Regions from separate parts of the Mus musculus genome. Here region 2 is linked to region 1. The links are chromatin loops, found by intact Hi-C in ENCODE. Cell type or tissue: left cerebral cortex. All regions are shown on one strand.

The links. Hi-C counts contacts between places; a loop is a spot of excess contacts. Peaks named below come from ENCODE experiments on the same cell type or tissue, not always from the same donor. Only the 100,000 strongest peaks of a DNase experiment are listed, where the experiment ranks them.
Region 2: a loop joins it to region 1, with 8 times the contacts of the local background. A loop is called at or near these places in 6 of 42 quality-filtered maps.

Annotation. Positions count from the first base shown.
Region 1 is chr6:82,701,436-82,703,935 of GRCm38, forward strand. It overlaps Gm32425 (a long non-coding RNA gene), which reads left to right. Exons shown (of 3, transcript XR_377779.4): 2 at 2,087-2,360. Among named protein-coding and RNA genes, the nearest start is that of Gm32534, 12 kb to the right of the region's middle. In left cerebral cortex, a CTCF peak has its summit at 1,482 (motif pointing left); a DNase peak (open chromatin) is centred at 1,469.
Region 2 is chr6:82,608,297-82,610,796 of GRCm38, forward strand. No RefSeq gene overlaps it. Among named protein-coding and RNA genes, the nearest start is that of Pole4, 43 kb to the right of the region's middle. In left cerebral cortex, no CTCF peak of the experiment used is centred here; a DNase peak (open chromatin) is centred at 1,228.

The sequences.
Region 1 (2,500 bases):
CCTCTGGAAGGAAAAGGCTAATTAACATTTCTCAGACCACGGGGGTGGGGGGCACATTCCACATGGCTAACCCTGCTCACCTTCAGACAGGGAAGTCCTTGTCACCTCATTCCCTAAAGACCAATCAGTTTAAAGGGTGCACTGTTCCACCAATCATATTGTGCCTAGTTGCTGATGCTCTATTTTGGCCCTGGAAACCATATAAAAACTGGCCGAACTGCTGCTGGTGGTCGCTGCCTCTCCTTCAGGTCTGGGACGACCCCAGTGCACTGGAACAATAAGTTCCTCTTGCTTTTTGCATCAACCCCAGCTCCACATGGTTCACTCAGGGGGTCCCCAGTAAGCTAAGCTTCCCCAGAGTTTTATGCAAGCATGTGTCACCACATCAGGCTACAGATTCTGAAACATTTATTTATTTGTTTGTTTGTTTTTCGAGACAGGGCTTCTCTGTATAGCTCTGGCTGTCCTCACTCTGTAGACCAGGCTGTCCTCGAAACTCAGAAATCCGCCTGCTTCTGCCTCCCAAGCACTGGGATTAAAGGTGTGTGCCACCACTGCCTGGCTCCGAAACATTTTTTTAAAGATTTGTTTTAGGGCTGAAGAGATGACTCAGCAGTTAAGAGCAATTGCTATTCTTCCAGAGGACTCAGGTTCAACTCCTGGCAACCACATGGTGGCTCACATTTGCAGGGATCTGCCACGTATACACTATATATATGTGGCTGGTGCACATACATACATACATACATACAGGCAAATCACTCATATGCAAAAATACATTTTTAAAAAAGGTCTATTTGTGTGTTGAGTAGGGGTGGCTGCACACGTGTAGTTGCTGAGAGAATCCAGAAGAAAGTGTCAGGTCCCCTGTAGCTGGAGTTACAGTGGTTATAAAGCTATCCACTGAGGGAAGAGAACTTTGGTCTAGTGCAAGAGAAGTAATGCTCTTACCCCTGAGCCATCTCTCCAGCTCGAACTTTTTAAACGTTCTAATCAAGGACCCTGAATGTTAGTTTCACACTGGCCTCTGTCCTCCCGGCACAACCAGCCAACTGAATTCCAGGAGGCGTCCAGGGCAAGCCAAGAGAAGACAGAGGCAGCTGATGGAGAGGTTGAGGGGCTTATAAGAAAGGGCATGTGGCTTCTCCCCCTCTATCCGACCCCACTCCGGTAACTGTCAGCTGAAACAGCTACCTCGTAAAAGACTGGCAGGTGTACCACCATCATCACCACCATCACCCGGGCCCCCGGCCCCCATCCCTGCTTCCCTACTTCCCTGCCCCCAAGGAACAATCCTAACACACCTGCAGAATACAGTCAAAGGAGGTGCAACCGGAACATAAACTGCGCATCAGTCAGCCAGTCATGTCTGGCCCGTGGTTCCCAAGGGCTGGTTTCTAGCGCCTGTGACACTGCACAACACGTGTAGCTCCGCAGAGCTCTTTCAGCACCTCCGAGGGGCGGGCGCCACCTGGTGGTCACTCTGAGATCTACTCGAGGCCACGTGCTCTTAAGAGCAGGGGAGCTAGGAAGGCCAATTCAGCACTGGGGAGGTGGAGGCAGGAGAATCAAGAATGCAAGGCTAGCTTTGGCTACACAGCGAGCTTGAGGGCAGCTTAAGCTACACAAGACCCTGTCTGAAAAATAAAACAAAACCATCAAACAAAAAACCAAACCCAGTAGCTAGGGAGATGGCAGAACTTGTTAAATTGGGCTAACATGAGGACTTGCATTGAGATTCCCAGCATCCATATAAAAGCCAAACAGCCATGGCTGCCTATATAAATCAGCTAGACCCCAAAGCTAGCTGGCCCACCACATTAGCCTAACCAGTGCCTTCTAGGCACTGAATAGTGAGGCTAGTGCCCTGCTGCAATATTCAAGATGGAGAGCAAGAAGTTCCCAGGGCAGACATACACACAGCCACACACACCCACATACCTGTGCACACACATGGATGTGAAGAAAGAGAGGAGGGAGGAAGAAAGAGAAAAGAGGAAGAGGGAGCCAGTGGTGGAGCAGAGATGGTGAAAGTGAGGCACCAGGTGTGGATGAGCGAACTTCCCTCAGTTCTGCATTTGCCCAGGAGGAACAGCTTCATTGAAGAAGCACAAAGAAAAGGCAGCCGTTGAGAAAGGGAGTCTGTGTCTGCCGTGAGAGGATCAGAGACCTGCGGGGACACAGAGCAAGGCAGGAGTTCGGGGCCAGCAGAGAAGAGCTTGCTCTCACCGGTGAACAATGTGGCCTTGTTGGGGCTGGAGGAATAACTCAGAGGGTGAAAGGCAAACCTGACAACCTGCGTTCATCAAATATCCCCCAACCACAGATTTGCACATACATAGGCCCTCACCCATCCACAGGTAAATCATTGGGTTTTTTATAATAGTTTGACCTTGTTCACCAGCACAGGGAACAATACTGAGGCTCTAGAGTATAGACTTGAGACCCTTGTTGCACTGGGTACTTAATACCTGTTGTCCTGCTAATTAAGGTCAAAGTC
Region 2 (2,500 bases), 93 kb before region 1:
CTGATATCCAGCACCCTTCTATAAACCATCTACTTGGTGTTGGCCATAAATAAAGCACAAGGCATGTCCTCAGAGATTACTCTTTCTGAAAAGTTCTAATCTAGGCAAAGGAAAGGGCTCCTTGAAACTTATTTGCTGTTACTCATGGTCGCTGCCTCACGTTTATTAGTTTCATAGGAAACATTTGAGAAAGTTTTATTAAAAAAAAAAAAGGAAGCACTTATGTGCATCTCCTACCGATGCTCAGCCTACCATGCACCAGGCCACCTGAGAGACTTCTCCAAAAGAAATTCCCATGGCTGGGGTAGGAAAGCCTCTGCCCTGCTAGTACAGGCCTGAGTCAGATCCCCAGAACCCGTGAGAAAAAAAGCCAAGTGTGGTGAGATGGGCTTGACATCTCAGCACTGGGAAGAGGAAAGAGGGAGCTCTGGGCCTTAGTAGTCAGTCAGCCTAGCCAGTGACAGCCGCTGTCTCAGAATAATAAATTAGTAAAAATAAGGTTGACATCATCCCTCTGGCCTCCAAATACACACTCATGCACATAAGCACACAAGCAAGTAAATGAATATGTGTGTGTATGTGTGTGTGTGTGTGTGTGTGTGTGTGTGTTACTTGCATGTGTCTATGTACAAGCTTATACCGAGTACCAGAAGGGGGCACCAGATCCCCTGAGACTGTAGTTGTAGGTGGTTGTGAGGAATGAAAACTGAGCCTGGGTCCTCAGAAAGAGCATCCAGAGCTTTCAATCCCTAAGCCATCCCTCCTGCTGCTGCAGCTGCAGCTCCTGCTGCTGCTGGTCTTTACCCACCAACCCAGTGAGCACTCAGGAAAAGAGAAAGAATGAAAGACGGCTGCGAGCAACTTGGCCATTTAGATTTTACAAGCATCAGGAAAGTAAACCTTATTGTCGATTCTCTTCTCAATAAGGCTGGGGTTGGCTGAGGACCAGTCAGTAAGGGATCTCCCCCTGTGGGTTTGCATCTTCGAAGCAAAGGATGAACAGAAACTGGAGCAGCAACGCAGAGTGCCTTCAGGTGGGGATGTGCCTGAATAGATGCTCCTCTGCCACCGTCACTGTGCACAGGTTTAATTTAACCAATTTTTTTTTTTTACAGTCACTCAGTGTGGCAGAACTGTACAGGGATAAAGGAATGTTTACCATCCAATGCCCAACCCACAGCAGTCCTGTTTTCCTCGTGTAGAATCAAGACTGAGCATTGGCAGCCCCGCTGTCTCATCAGGCAGTGCAGGGCTCTTCAAGTTGCCATGGCAACAAAATACTCTCATCCCCATTTTTTTCTCTTACAAACTATTCAAAAGAATGAAATGTCATGCCACTAGGCTCTCTCCCACTTTTCAACTTGAATTACTTTGGAAACTGTGTATTGTGAGGAGCAGGCTGGAGGTTCCTGGGGTTGAACACGCTTTTGTGGGTAACCCTTGGCAGCAATCTAACTCTCCTATGCTGAGCAATGCCCACCTCGGGAGCTCAGCTCAGGGAGAAGTTGACTTGAGCACACTAGGTCCTCCACTCACTATGACTTTAGGTGCTTCTGCGTTTTCTTAATGAGAGAAAAAGGACTATGGTTTCCATAACAAATTTATTCTAGCCCTGTACCGTATCACTTTGCTCAAGAAAAGCTCTCAAAGGAAACCAAAGCACTAATTACAAAGCAAAGGTGAAAGGGCTTCTTGGTAGTGTGGAGTCACTTCGGCCTAGTCACATGCTTGTGGCTCGGAATAAACACAGCCAAAATTAAAAAAAAAAAAAAAATACTGATTACCACACAGGCAGATACTGTAAGGAAAGGGGTGGGGGAATAGAGTCAATTCTCTTTCAGTTTAAGAAATATCACATGAAACTCAAGAAAAAGGAAGACTATAGTGTGGATACTTCTATCCATCTTAGAAGGGGGAACAAAACACCATGGAAGGAGTTACAGAGACACAGTGTGGAGTAGAGACTGAAGAAATGACCATCCAGAGACTGCCCCACCTGGGAATCCATCCCATTTACAATCACCAAACCCAGACACTTTTGTGGATGCCAACAAGTGCTTGCTGACAGGAACCTGATATAGCAGCTTTCTCCTGAGAGGTTCTGCCAGTGCCTGGCAAATACAGAAGTGGATGCTCTCAGTCATCCATTGGACTGAGCATAGGGTCCCCAGTGAAGGAGCTAGAGAAAGGTCCTAAGGAACAGAAGGGGTTTTCAGCCCCAAAGGAGGAACAACAATATGAACTAACCAGTACCCCCAGAGCTACCAGGGACTAAACCACCAGCCAAAGAGCACACATGGTGGGACTCATGGCTCCAGCTGCATATGCAGCAAAGGATGGCCTAGTCGGACATCATGGGTAGAGAGGCCCTTTGTCCTATGAAGGCTCTATGCCCCAGTATCAGGGAATGCCAGGGCCAAAAAGCAGGAGTGGGTGGGTTGGGGAGCAGGGGGAGGGGGAGGGGAGAGGAGATTTTTCGAAGGAGAAACTAGGAAAGGGG